2 separate regions of the Homo sapiens genome follow, and region 1 is linked to region 2. Evidence: read pairs that join two places in POLR2A ChIA-PET (ENCODE). Cell type or tissue: Panc1. All regions are shown on one strand. Each heading gives the region's core, and the rest is flanking DNA. Links, peaks and the distances in the headings are about the cores only. Region 1 holds the start of BMF (Bcl2 modifying factor). Region 2 holds the start of LOC124903472 (a long non-coding RNA gene).

What was found. ChIA-PET counts read pairs that join two places held together with the same protein. Peaks named below come from ENCODE experiments on the same cell type or tissue, not always from the same donor. Only the 100,000 strongest peaks of a DNase experiment are listed, where the experiment ranks them.
Region 1: POLR2A ChIA-PET joins it to region 2 with 12 read pairs; 2 of 35 experiments call an interaction of 5 or more read pairs at or near these places.

What each region holds. Positions count from the first base shown.
Region 1 is chr15:40,106,341-40,113,046 of GRCh38, forward strand. It overlaps BMF (Bcl2 modifying factor), which reads right to left and starts at 2,539. Exons shown (of 5, transcript NM_001003940.2): 1 at 2,433-2,539; 2 at 1,919-2,046. RefSeq lists silencers at 568-862, 2,347-2,596 and an enhancer at 1,142-1,837. In Panc1, for the core only: no CTCF peak of the experiment used is centred there; a DNase peak (open chromatin) is centred at 2,721; H3K4me3 peaks cover 1,777 bases; H3K27ac peaks cover 585 bases.
Region 2 is chr15:40,372,738-40,379,443 of GRCh38, forward strand. It overlaps DISP2 (dispatched RND transporter family member 2), which reads left to right. Exons shown (of 8, transcript NM_033510.3): 8 at 1-5,884. It overlaps LOC124903472 (a long non-coding RNA gene), which reads right to left and starts at 4,911. Exons shown (of 4, transcript XR_007064597.1): 1 at 2,886-4,911. In Panc1, for the core only: no CTCF peak of the experiment used is centred there; no DNase peak of the experiment used is centred there.

The DNA.
Region 1 (6,706 bases), core at 1,710-4,209, 270 kb before region 2:
TGATCACGTTTTCTGACCTAGGCCGGTCACAAAGTTTGACTCTGAGGGTTGTGAGCAATAGCAGGAGTAGAATCAGCAGCTATATGCATGCAGGGTACCTGGGAAAATATAAACAAGACTAGCCTCTGTAAGTTGCTGTCAAGGGTGCTGTGACTGGCTATACATACAGTGCTCACAACACACACACACACACACACACACACACACACACATACAGAGTCATTGTCCCAAGGAAATTCTTATCTCAGTCTGAGCTGAGCTCCAGGCTCAGCAGCAAAAACAAAAGCCAGCAATCCTAGGACAGCCAGGTTCCCTCCAAACCTCTAAGCCCCGCCCTGCTGCCCATCTACTCTAATCTCCACCCCTTGCTTGCACAACACAACAAACAGGCTCTGCAGTGTGGTAAGAATGTGTCCTGGGAGAGGGGATAAAGACCCAAGCTAGTCATTGCAGCTGCCGTCTCGGCTCTCTTTGAGCAGAGTTGAGCTGTCTGCCCACCAAAGTTTGGCCTAGAGGGTAGGTCCAGCCTCTCCCAACTAAGTCTCCTCACTAGTCTCCACGACTTCAAATCCCTGATTCCACAGCCTCCCGCTCCTGCCAGCTCTGAACCTGAGACTGGTACAACTGGTCTTACAGAAGGAAGTGAAATTCAGCCCTCTCCCTGTGACCTCACTCACTGCCTATACTGCTGAAGTTATTGATATGAGTTTCTTGGTGATAAAGAAGTTCCTCTTGCTCCACCTGATGGCTCTTGAAAGTCTGAGCTTGGAGCTACTCAGCATCTTAAGCTTCCAACCCAGCTCCCTACACATACCAGGAACTGCTTAGGGCCCCTGCAGCAGCCAGAAGCAGCAACCACCTGAACAGCTAAGGATAAAAAGAGATGAATTTCATTCTTGTCAGACTCAATTAGAGATTCCTGGGGGTTCTGTCCCCTAGTCTCTTGCCTTTGAAGAACAAGCCAAATGGTCTATGGATTGGTGAAGTAGCTAAAAGAATCTCAGTTCAATTCAGAATGCTGCCTTTGCCAAACACAAGCTGTGAGCTGCTTGCTTGGGCCCTGCCTTCGTCCCATCCCATCCCTGTCCCTGAGCTGTCTATGGTCCTGTCTGTGCCCTCTTCCCTGGAGAATGAGGAGATGCCTGCTAGGATGGCAAGCAGCCACGTGGTGTTCTTTGGACCGTGTTTCCCAAGTGTGTGTGTGTGTGTGTGTGTGTGTGTGTGTGTGTGTGTGTATGGGGAGGGGGGTGAGGTGGTGCACTCCAGCTTATTAACAACAGGAAACAAAATTTCCTGATGAAAGGACCAAGTGCTGTCCCGCCAGTCACCTGGCAGGGGCTCCCCTCCAGCTCTCCAACCTCCTCTTCTCAGGCTAGCAATCTTGACCTAAGAAGGGGCCCTCAAAGCCAATCACCAGCACGAGTCATTGTCTTGGTTTTTCCTTTGAAGCCTATCACCTTCCCCTCCCCCTCCCAGCAAAGCCCCAAAGTTCAACCTTTGCCTGGACTGGACAGTGGGGGAGGTGCAGCCAGAAGGTGTGGCTCTGCAAGCCCCAGGGACCCCTCTCACGCTCCACAAACTGTAGGTGGCTTGCCTGTAGGTGGGCGCCTCTGGAGGGGTGCTGGCCAAGGTCAAGGGTAAACTAAGAGAGGGTGAAATTTTTCTCCTGAGCTTAAGAGGTGATGTCCAGAGCGGTGGGAGGAGGAGGGCACTTCCTGAGAACAGGGCCAGGGAATGCTTTATTCCTAGCAAAGGAACTCAAGCCCCGCTGCAGCCATCCCAACCCCTAAGGGCTGGAAGAGGGATGCTGAACTTAGACTCCTCCTCCTCTTAGGAGAAGGCAGTAGTCAGACACCCAGATCCTCGACAGTGACTAGGAACACACACACACACACACACACACACACACACCCCAGACCTGGGTGACTCCAGGAGAGAGTCTCGGCCTCCGAGTCGTGATGCCAGGGCTCCGCGCCAGGGTCCAGCGTGACGAGCACTCGGGGGCTGGACGCCCAGACTCGATTGGGAAGGAGGGAAAAAGCCCAGCTGTTAAGGAGAGGAGCCTTCAGACTCCGCAGAGAGGCAGGATGCCCCACAGCTCCTGTCCTATCCCAAAGTCAGACCCAGAGGCTGGGCCGTTCTCGGGCGCCCAGGTCTGCTCAGCAGTGCACCCCAGGTTCCCCTGCCTACCTGGACCCAACTCCTTCGAGTCCCAAATGCTACCCCCAAGTTCCCTCTTGGAGCAGCGCACCCAACTGTGGGTTCTGCACCCCGTTCCCTCACCCCAGCGCCCCAGTTCTTCATGGTCACCCCAGACGTCCGCAGCCCAAACCCTTCCCGGGCCCCCGTGCGCAGCGCGACTCCGCTCCCCACTTCCCCAAGGAGCTGCGATCCAACTCCGCCCGGCCCCCGGCGGCCACCCGGGCGCTCACCGGGCTGCGGCAGGAGGCGGGAGGCGCAGGCAGGGGCGGCGGCGGCGGCGGGCACAGGCCGGGGCGGGAGGAGGCCACTCCGCACGGTGCGGTATTGTTTCCAAAATACGCCTGCTCGGGGCATCCCGCAAACAGCTGATGAGGCCCCGCCCCCCTGCGCGTCACGCCGAGGACTGACCAATGGCGAGTGAAGCGCCAAGTCCCGGGCTGGGCCGCTGCCAGGGACGGTCACGAATGTACGAACCTTCCCATGGAAACATTGCAAGGGGCCGAGCAAAATTCCGACCGTCGCCAGAAGCGCAGTCGGAGCGCCGTCGCCAGTGCGGATTCTGTCCCTAACACAGGCTCTGGAAGCGCCAGAGAGTCCCTGAATCCTCTGTATTAGGTGTGGGAGAGGGGGCGCCAAAGTAACTTTTGTCTTCTTTTTCACGGCAATGGGCAGAATAATTGCTGCGCGTCCACAAAGGGAGGGGGGAAGGAGGCGGGGAGTTTTTTTATGAGGCTGGTGCGTCCAGTGGGTGCAGGGTGCAGGGTGCGGGTCCCTATGGGATCCCAGCCTCAGGGGAAAGCTCCCTCCCGCCTGCCGAGCAGGTCGGAAGAAAACTGCAGCTCCAAAGCTGAAGGTGTGTTTGAAACAAACACATCCAGGGGAGCCCTTAGGTCCTCTTCTTGACTGGGCGTGGGCACTGGCAAAATAAGCACCTGGCTGAGAAGCGGAGCGCTCAAGAAGGCCGGGGCTGCTTGAGCGGTTGACACATATCTCGCATATGGCAGCATTTAGAGACTGTGCTGGTGCTGCCAGGAGAGCAGCATGTCCTGCAGACCGCGTAAGGGAGTCTATGGGCTACTTCACAGGCATTTACCGAGCACCTACTCTGTGCCAGATATTGGGCTGAGTGCCAGAAACCTGGCGTCTGCCCTCAAGGAGCTTACAGTCTACTAGGAGAGGTAGCCCTGAAAATAGTGAAAAGTTATTGGAATTGTATTCATTCCAAGGATAATGACTATTGAGGAATGCAGAAAAATTCAGAATACAAAGGCTGGAGAAGGCCTCAGGGAGACAGCTTTTAAATTGAATGGGAAATATTTTTCAATAAGGAAAACCAGATGCACATGTCTCACGCCTGTAATCCCAACACTTTGGGAGGCCGAGGCGGGTGGTTCACTTGAGCTCAGTGGTTGGAGACCAGCCTGGCCAACACGGGAAACCCTGTCTCTACTAAAAATACAAAAATCAGGCGGGCGTGGTGGCGCATGCCTGTAATCCCAGCTACTTGGGAGGCTGAGGTAGGAGAATTGCTTGAACCTAGGAGGTGAAGGTTGCAGTGGGCGGAGATAGCGCCACCGCACTCCAGCCTGGGCGACAATGAGACTCCGTCTCAAAAAAATAAAAATAAAATAAAATAAAAAAGAATAGCCCAGGCCTAAGGGTAGCAGACTGAAGTGCTGAGCTGGAGAGCTTACCTGTGCAGGGAGCAGAGGGAGGCTTGGTGACTGGATCATTGGGTGCACACTGAGATTTACGAACGGTAGGCATGGGCAGGTGGGTTCAGGTCAGACTACAGAGGTGTCCCTGGAATGCCAGACTGAAGAATCTGTATTTTATAAAGGGGAGGCAGCAAAGATTTTATTGGAGATGAGTGACTTGACCAAGCCTGAGTTTTAGGAAAGATAAAATGATGAGTCCAGAGAGCAGTGAGAGGGAGCCAGTCCTGCAACAACCCTGACCCACCAGGGGCAGTAGGGCTCAGCAGTGCTCTGACCACCGAGCTGCTCTCTGGGTTGTAAACTTAGATTTAAGTTCAGTGGAGCTGGGACCTTCAGCCCAATAGAGCCTGAAGTCTCCTTGTACCTTTTTCCCATCATTCTTTCCTTTGCTCCCTCAGAAGTCACCTGAAACAGAATGAACCAGCCATATTGAGGGCTGTGGTTGCTAGAATAGAAAAATACTGTCTCCAAAGGACAAAGAGGGAAAAGGGAAAGAGTGGGGAGTCAAGGTTAGCCAGTAGCACAGTCCCCCGAAATTGATAGATTTCCAGCAAAAGGCACTAAGCCAAAAGGAGGTATATTATTTTACCCAGAGGCTTGGCCAAAAGTGCATGTCTGAGCTGGTCAGAGTGACCTTGCACTCCTGCTACATGTAGGGAGATACAGAAACCAAACCTAGCCTCTGTGAAGGGCACCGGCAGCCCTCCGTGATTTCCAATGCACCGACTCCCTTCCGCTCCTTCCTTCCATCCTTCTCTTCTCATTTGCTTTCCTATCAGACCAGTGTCTCAGGCTGGCCAGTGGTGCCCCTGAGCATTCCTTCGGTTCAAGAGTGAAACTCAAGGCCACAGCAGCTCTGAATCTGCCCTCTGGGACAGCACAGGCCCTGAGGGCTGGGGCCATCGTAGCTCTCCTGACCCACCTGAGATGCTAAAGCTCTGTGTGCTTCATCACAGCCCTGCATGGTAAAATTGGGTCCACAAGGCAAAGAAGCTGAGAGAATGGGTTCTTTTTGTTTGTTTTGAGACAAGGTCTTGCTCTGTTTCCCAGGCTGCAGTGCAGTGGTGCAAACACAGCTTATTGCAGCCTCAATCTCCCAGGCTCAAGTGATCCTCCCACCTCGGCCTCCCAAGTAGCTGGGACTGCAGGTGTGCACCACCACAGCCAGCTACTTTTTAAATTTTTTATTTTTGTACAGACAGGGTCTCACTATGTTGCCCAGGCTGGTCTTGAACTCCTGGCCTCGAGCACTCCTCCCACCTCGGCCTCCTAAAGTGCTGTGATTATAGGCATGAGCCACCGCACCCAGCCAAGAATGGGATATTGATATGGGATCTATGTACTCATCAGGCTCATCAGAGTCCTGAGCTTTAGGGTTTATGAACCCCTGAAACTGGCTAAACTGTGTTTGTGGGTACACACAAACATTTTTGTGAGTGGGGTGGATCCATAGCTTACAACAGTTTCATAAAGTGGTCTGTGGCCCTATAAAGGTTTCAGAAAATCGTCATTGTGACAGAACTGGGCTGAGGAACAGGAGGGAGTATCTCAGGGGGTCTGGCAGTTTGCAAGATATGGGGAGGGTCACATCACTATTGATATTTATTTTAAGACCTCTCTCCCAGGTCTTCACAGCCTGCTCCCTCAGGCTGGTTCTGAAAGACACCTGTGGCTTTGCCTCCTGCGCTCTCAGTCTCTAAGGTCAAGCAGCAAGGGGCCCAGCCTTCTGAGCTAGAGGGACCAGAGAAGGACTGTCAGGGATAAAGGGGTCAGGGAGGTCAGGAGCCTCACCCCCACCTCTCATCACTGTCAAAGCAGACTCCTCCCTCTATGCCCTTTTCCCCCTTTCAGCACTGCATGGACTCAGCAGTATCAGGACCTGCTGTGCTGCAGATCTGGGCTCTGAGCCCCCTGACCAATAGCAGCACCCTGGGAACAGATGAACCCTGAGCTTTTGACTGGGCTCGGAGCAAATACACAGTGCAGTCACAGCAACCTCTATTTTGGAGAATTTCCTTTCTCTCATTCTCTTCCTGCACCTTGTCTCAATTTGTTTTCTCCTCTGCTAACTGATGCTGGCTCTGGGAGAAGGGTCCCCAGAGAAAGGCATCAGCACGGAGGCTGATAGGGAGGAGGGCCTTCCCTGACAATCTTGGAGGGATACAGAGTTAAGGGGAGGCTGCTCTCAACCAGAGAGAAAACCCAGCTCCTGTAGAAAGCGGGCAGGAGCCCTCTCCATTGTCTCACCTGGCTATAGGATTTCTCTCTGAGACAAGAAATGGCTCTAAAACTCCAGTAACTGGATCACTGGAAAGGGCGGTTTTTAAAAAACCAGCTGACAGCTGAATAATAGGAATTACCAGGCAGGCTGCCCTGGGGTTACTGAGGTTTGTAACTCAACCCCCAGGGAGGGGTTAGATGGGAAACTGATTTATGGGTAAGGTTGGGGTCTTGCTGGGGGAGCACATGGTGCCTGACCCCCTTAACTACTTCCAGAAGAGCTCATATATGTAAGAAAGACCAGGGATCTGCAAGACGTGGGTGTCCTTCCCTTGCCGGACTTGCCCTATCAAAGGGACTTTATCTGTTATCCGTCTGTCTGCAAAGGATAGTTCCTCTCTTCTGAGTTGTAGAGAGTGTGTGTTTGTGCGCACGAATGTGTGTGCATGTGTGTATGCGTGTGTGTGCGCGTGTGTGTGCGTGGGTAGGTGTGCGTGCATGTGTGTGCACGTGTGTGTGCGCTGGTAGGTGTTTGTGGGCGTGTGTGCACGCGTGTGCGTGGGTGT
Region 2 (6,706 bases), core at 2,720-5,219:
CACAGGGAGGTTAAGGGAACTCTTCCTCCCAAGCATGAGCAGAAGACACTTTGCCTGAACATAACCACTGAAATGTTAGAATGCAGAGGGGTGGATGGGTGGGCATGAGGGATCTGAGCACACCCGAGGGCCCTACCTGGGGATTTCCAGGTCATATTCTTGCAGGCTGTGGCCACACAACACTTCAGGAAGGTGAATGAGCCATAGCAGCTGATGCATTGATTAGATTTGTTCTTTATGTTGCCAGGCCCAGAAGAACCCAGCAGTAATCTAAAACATTACCTTATACCTAGAATGGCCCAAACCAACAGCAGGCAATCCACATCAGCAGGAAATCCAGCCTGCCTCTCTAGCCCTGACTTTGGAATGTGGAACTTAAAGCACTTCCTATTTCCTTTGAGTTGCAGCAGATCCTTTGCTTTATTATTATTAGGGGCACTTACAATGAGTGTATGGCCCTGGAGACATGGCTTACAAGCACGCTGTGAGGCGTACAAAAATGAGTCAAAGCACTTATGCTTGCCCTGCAAAATTCAAGAAATGATTTCTCCCCACTCAGACACTCTAATAGAACTACATTAACATTTGGAACTTGAGGTCATTTCCCCTATTTGTGCCACTGATCCTTGAACTCACATTCTGAGTACGAGTATGTATCCTGTATGCTATTAAAATATAACTTGAGGCCGGACATGATGGCTCATGCCTGTAATCCCAGCACTTTGGGAGGCTGAGGCAGGTGGATCACTAGACGTTAGGAGTTTGAGACCAGCCTGGCCAACATGGTGAAACCCCGCCTCTACTAAAAATACAAAAATTAGTTGGGCGTGGTGGGGGATGCCTGTAGTCCTAGCTACCCAGGAGGCTGAGGCAGGAAAATCATTTGAACCCGGGATGCAGAGGTTGAAGTGAGCCGAGATCGTGCCACTGCACTCCAGCCTGGATGACAGAGCAAGACACCGTCTCAAAAAATAAATAAATAAATAAGTCGGGCACGGTGGCTCACGCCTGTAATCCCAGCACTTTGGGAGGCCAAGGCAGGTGGATCATGAGGTCAGGAGATCGAAACCATCCTGGCTAACATGGTGAAACCCCGTCTCTACTAAAAATACAAAAATTAGCCGGGTGTGGTGGCGGGCGCCTGTAGTCCCAGCTACTCGGGAGGCTGAGGCAGGAGAATGATGTGAACCCAGGAGGCAGAGCTTGCAGTAAGCCGAGATTGCGCCACTGCACTCCAGCCTGGGCAACAGAGCGAGACTCCATCTTAAAAAAAAAAAATATATATATATATATATGTAAACTTGATATAGTCTGTTACCATGGGAAAACCATCCTTCCATGGCTGTGGTGATTTGGGGACTTTTAGAGTGACAGTGTTAGACAGACTGATTTTATTGGCTGAATCTTAGATTTTACTGATATATAGCATATCCCATACCATGATATGCGGGCAATATTCCAGCTTGAGACAATTTTTTTTTTTTTTTTTTGAGACAGAGTCTTGCTCTGTCGCCCAGGCTGGAGTGCAGTGGCACAATTTCGGCTCACTGCACTAATTTTTTGTATTTTTAGTAGAGACAGTAGAGTATTTTTAGTGTTAGCCAGGATGGTCTCGATCTCCTGACCTCATGATCCGCCTGCCTCGGCCTCCCAGAGTGCTGGGATTACAGGCATGAGCCACCGCGCCTGGCCGAGACAATTTTTAAAAAGACATTTCTCAAGAGAGTTATAAGCCAAAATTTCCCTAGCCCCCTCCAACTCATTCTGTCCTTCTCCCAGTGCATGTCAGGACAGGGAAGAAGGCTTTAAATCAGATTTTAAGAAAGAGGATACATTGGTTTACAACCTTTGCCTATCGTCCAGAGAGTTTCTGATCTTTTCTTTTTTTTTGAGACGGAGTCTTGCTCTGTCGCCCAGGCTGGAGTGTAGTGGCACGATCTTGGCTCACTGCAAGCTCTGCCTCCCAGGTTCACGCCATTCTCCTGCCCCAGCCTCCCGAGCAGTTGGGACTACAGGCACCTGCCACCACGCCTGGCAAATTTTTTGTATTTTTAGTAAAGACGGGGTTTCATTGTGTTAGCCAGGATGGTTTCGATCTCCTGACCTTGTGATCCGCCCACCTCGGCCTCCCAGAGTGCTGGGATTACAGGTGTGAGCCACTACACCCGGCCCTGATCTTTTCTTTGACGGTGGCAGTATCTCATTTTTTGATAATACACATGGGTAATGGCAAGCTCTTGGGACCCCATGCCAAGCATCAAGATCCCATTTACCTGGTGATAGGAAAGACAGACATTCCTCACCCTTTCTACCCACACCCTTGTTCACAGGGATGACTGTAACTAAGGTCTGCAGGTATTTATGCTTAGGAGAAGAAATCGTAGTTCAATTCACCAGGAATATGAGAAACAAAAGAAAGCCACTATGTGCTATGTAAATGTCTGGCCATCCAAAGCCACCTTATGCAGAGGAACACTGGAAGGGCCTTGATAAATTTCTCATAATTATTATCGGGCCTCTTTGTGATTACTCACATTTTTCTCAATATAGGGGAAAGATCAGCATTTTACCAAATCCACAACCATCAAACAAACAAGAGCTTTAATATTGCTAAAGAAAATCACACAGCTGAGCAGATTGATGTAGATTTGAATTCATGACCACCTATCTTAACTGGACCCTCAGCTCTGCCTAGCTAGTATTCATTCTAGCTACTAGTTTTGATTATTTGTATTGACTCTTTTATATTTTCTCCACCTTCCTCAAATATCTCACCTTCCCCCACCCCTCAGTGGACAAAAAAAAAAAAAAAATTCTTCATGAAGAAAACTGAAGCCTTCAAATAGAAATTTCCTCACCTTCAAGGCACCAAAGCCACAACTTACCTACCCCCGCTCCTGCCTGCTCCTCTCCCCATCCCTTCTGCTACAACGAAGGAAGCAGTAATGGCTCCATCAATGGCTTCTCACACTTGGTGTCAGAGGCCTTCACACGAGGGTTTGCACTCCCCTACAAGGACATGAAGACTTTCTAGAAGGTAGGTGGACACAGATAGTTTTAAAGTAATCAGTTTCCAGAGCCGCCTTCTCCATATGTTCCCCTCCTTATATTGGTGGGCCTAAGAAGCCACAGGCCTGACAGCTGTCCTTCCCAACTTCCACTTTCCCAGTTGCCTCCCCTCCCTCATTCTGAATCCTACTCTGGCTCCTTGCTCTGCGCTGTAAAAAACAAATAAAAGGGCCACTTGAGAATGCTCTGCTTGAGGAAGTCCTTGAAAGAGCAAAGCCTGGAGAGCTTCTTTGAGAAAGTTCACAGGGGCAGCCCTGTGGCTCAGTTCTGTGCCTTCTTCATTTAAGAATTCAAATTCATTGACATGTTATATTGTAAAATATATAAATATATATTAAAAAGGAAAAAATAATAAAAATTTTTAAAAATAATTCAACTTCAGGTGAGACACAGTGGCTCATGCCTATAATCCCAGTGTTTTGAAAGGCTGAAGTGGGAGGATGGCTTGAGGCCAGGAGTTTGAGACCAGCTTGGGCAACATAGCAAGATCCCGTATCTACAAAAAATAATTTTAAAAATTAGCTGGGCATGGGCCGGGCGCGGTGGCTCACGCCTGTAATCCCAGCACTCTGGGAGGCCGAGGCAGGTAGATCATCTGAGGTCAGGAGTTCAACACCAGCCTGGCCAACATGGCAAAACCCTGTCTCTACTAAAAATACAAAAATTAGCCGGGCGTGGTGGAGCATGCCTGTAGTCCCAGCTACTCAGGAGGCTGAGGAAGGACAATCGCTTGAACCCTGGAGGCAGAGGTTGCAGTGAGCCAAGATCATGCCATTGCACTCCAGCCTGGGTGACAGAGCGAGACTACATCTCAAAATAAATAAATAAATAATAAAATAAAAATAAAAATTAGCTGGGCATGGTGATATGCGCCTGTAGACCCAGCTACTCCAGAGGCTGAAGCAAGAGGATCACTTGAACTCTGGAGTTCGAGGTTACAGTGAGCCATAATCACATTATGGCACTCCAGCCTGGCAACAGAGCGAGACCTTAACTCTAAAAAAAGAAATAAAGAAGAATTTAAACTGAAAGTGAGATGGTTGACACAGGATACATATTAACCACATTGATTTGAATGGAAAAATAAAATCAGACTTTTTCTGTTAGAAGGTCAGAATTGGCTCACAGGTTTGACAGAGAGGATAGTCTTTGCAAGTAGGATGTATGGTGGACATTTTCCCTAAAATGGAATAACTTTAATCTGCAGCTCCACAGTTTGAACAAAAACAGACTGAAGGCTGGGCGTGGTGGCTCATGCCTGTAATCCCAACACTTTGGGAGGCCTAGGCGGGCAGATCACGAGGTCAGGAGATCGAGACCATCCTGGCTAACATGGTGAAACCTCATCTCTACTAAAAATACAAAAAAATAGCTGGGCGTGGTGGCGGGCACCTGTAGTCCCAGCTACTCAGGAGGCTGAGGCAGGCGAATGGCGTGAACCCGGGAGGCGGAGCTTGCAGTGAGCCGAGATTGCGCCACTGCACTCCATCCTGGGCAACAGAGTCTCAAAAAAAAAAAAAAAAATTTTTGACTGAAAGTACAGATACAACTTCCCTTTCCAGCCAAGATGGAGGAGCAGGGGCCAAGTTTATCCTCCTGCCTGAAACAACCAACCAAACAGTAAATACATGAAATAATGAGTTTCAAGACACTGGACATGAGGTAACAAAAGACAGTGATCTCTCAGAGGCAAGAAACAAACAAGGAGAACCCCTCGGTTGCCCAGCTTACCGCTTGAGAGGATGTATTTCACGGAGGGAGAACCCAGGCAAAGCAAGTGACTCTGAGGTGAGGGGATAGCTGGGAGTGTGGAGCAGCCAAGCTGGCTAGAGTGCTCAGGACAGGGTACTGGAGAGGAGAAAGGTGGATATATAGAGAATTCTGGGGATCTGCAAAGGGCCCCCCTTGAGTGTTCCACAGAGCATGATTCATCATATAAGTGTAAGGAAACCACTTGAGACAAAGGAAAGGACCACCCAAAACAATGGGCCGGAACAGTAGCCAGAAGTCACACACAGCCTGGACCACGCCTGTCCCCATCAGCCAGATTGGAAAACCTCAAATTTATGGAGCATTGGTCAGAGGTCTCAGAAGGGCCTTGCCTCGTAGTGGGGATTCATTAGCCCTAGTTTAAACATTGCTGGAACCTACCTAACAAATCTCAAAAGCAAGACCTGAATTCAGGAATCAAGCTGTTTCTAAGTAACTGAAGTGTATCCCAGAACAAAACCCAAGAACATTAACAGAAATCCAAAATTAACGAGCACCCAAAAATGTAAAATTCACAATGGCTGGTTTTCCAATAAAAAATTACCAGTCATGCAAACTATAACCCATCATAAGGAGAAAAATCAGTTGAAACCACTACAGCTGACACCTATGTGAGAATTAGACAAGGACACTAAAAGAATTATTATAACTGTATTCCATATGTACTAAGTAGAGACTAGGAAGATATTTTTAAATACCCACTTTGAATTTTAGAGACGAAAACTAAAATGTCTGAGATGATGGGGTGGGTGGGGTAGGCAGAAAGAGGAGGATGGGAAGAAGTACCAAGGGGAAGGAGGAATGATTTGGGGATGACGGCTGTGTTTATTATCTTAATTGTGGTGATGGTTTCACAGGTATATGTAATTTCTAAACTTATCAAATTGTACACTTAAAATATGTGGTCTATGGAATGTTAATTATATCTCAATAAAGCTGTTAAAATTGTACTGAAACAAAACCATTGGGGGAAACTGGGTAAAGAGTCCAAAGGACCTCCCTATACTATCATTGTAACTTCCTGTCAATTATAACGATTCCAAAATAAAGAATTTAAAAGTGTTTTTAAAATTAAAAAAAAAAAGTCTGAGATGGAAAATCACTGAATGGAATTAACAACAGTTTAGACGTTGCAGAAAAAACAGTAGTGCACTTGAAGACATAACAATAGAAATTATCCAAAAAACACCAAGAGAAAGAATTTTAGAAATGAATACAAAGGGCTAGGCGCAGTGGCTCATGCCTGTAATCCCAACACTTTGGGAGGCTGAGGCGGGCGGATCACCTGAGGTCAGGAGTTCGAGACCACCCTGGCCAACATGGTGAAACCCTGTCTCTGCTAAAAATACAAAAATTAGCCTGGTGTGGTGGTGCATGCCTGTAATCCCAGCTACTCAGGAGGCTGAGGCAGGAGAATCGCTTGAGTACGGGAGACAGAGGTTGCAATGAGCCGAGATGGCACCACTGCACTCCAGCCTGGGCAAAAGAATGAGACTCCATCTCAAAAAAAAAAAAAAAAAGAAAAAAGAAAAGAATACAAAGTATACACAATGTGACCAGGTGGGTGGCTCATGCCTGTAATCTCAGCACTTTGGGAGGCCAAGGTGGGAGAATCAGTTGAGGCCAGGAGCTCCCGACCAGCCTGGGCAACATAGCAAGACTTCATCTCCACAAAAAAATTTTAAAATTAGCCAGGCATGGTGGCACGTGCCTATAGCCCCAACTACTTGGGACGCTGAGGCAGGAAGATCGCTTGAGCCCAAGAGTTGAAGGCTGCAGTGAGCTATGATCGCACAACTGCACTCCAGCCTGGGAAACCAAGCGAGACCGTATCTCAAAAAAAAAGAAAAAAAGTATACACAATATA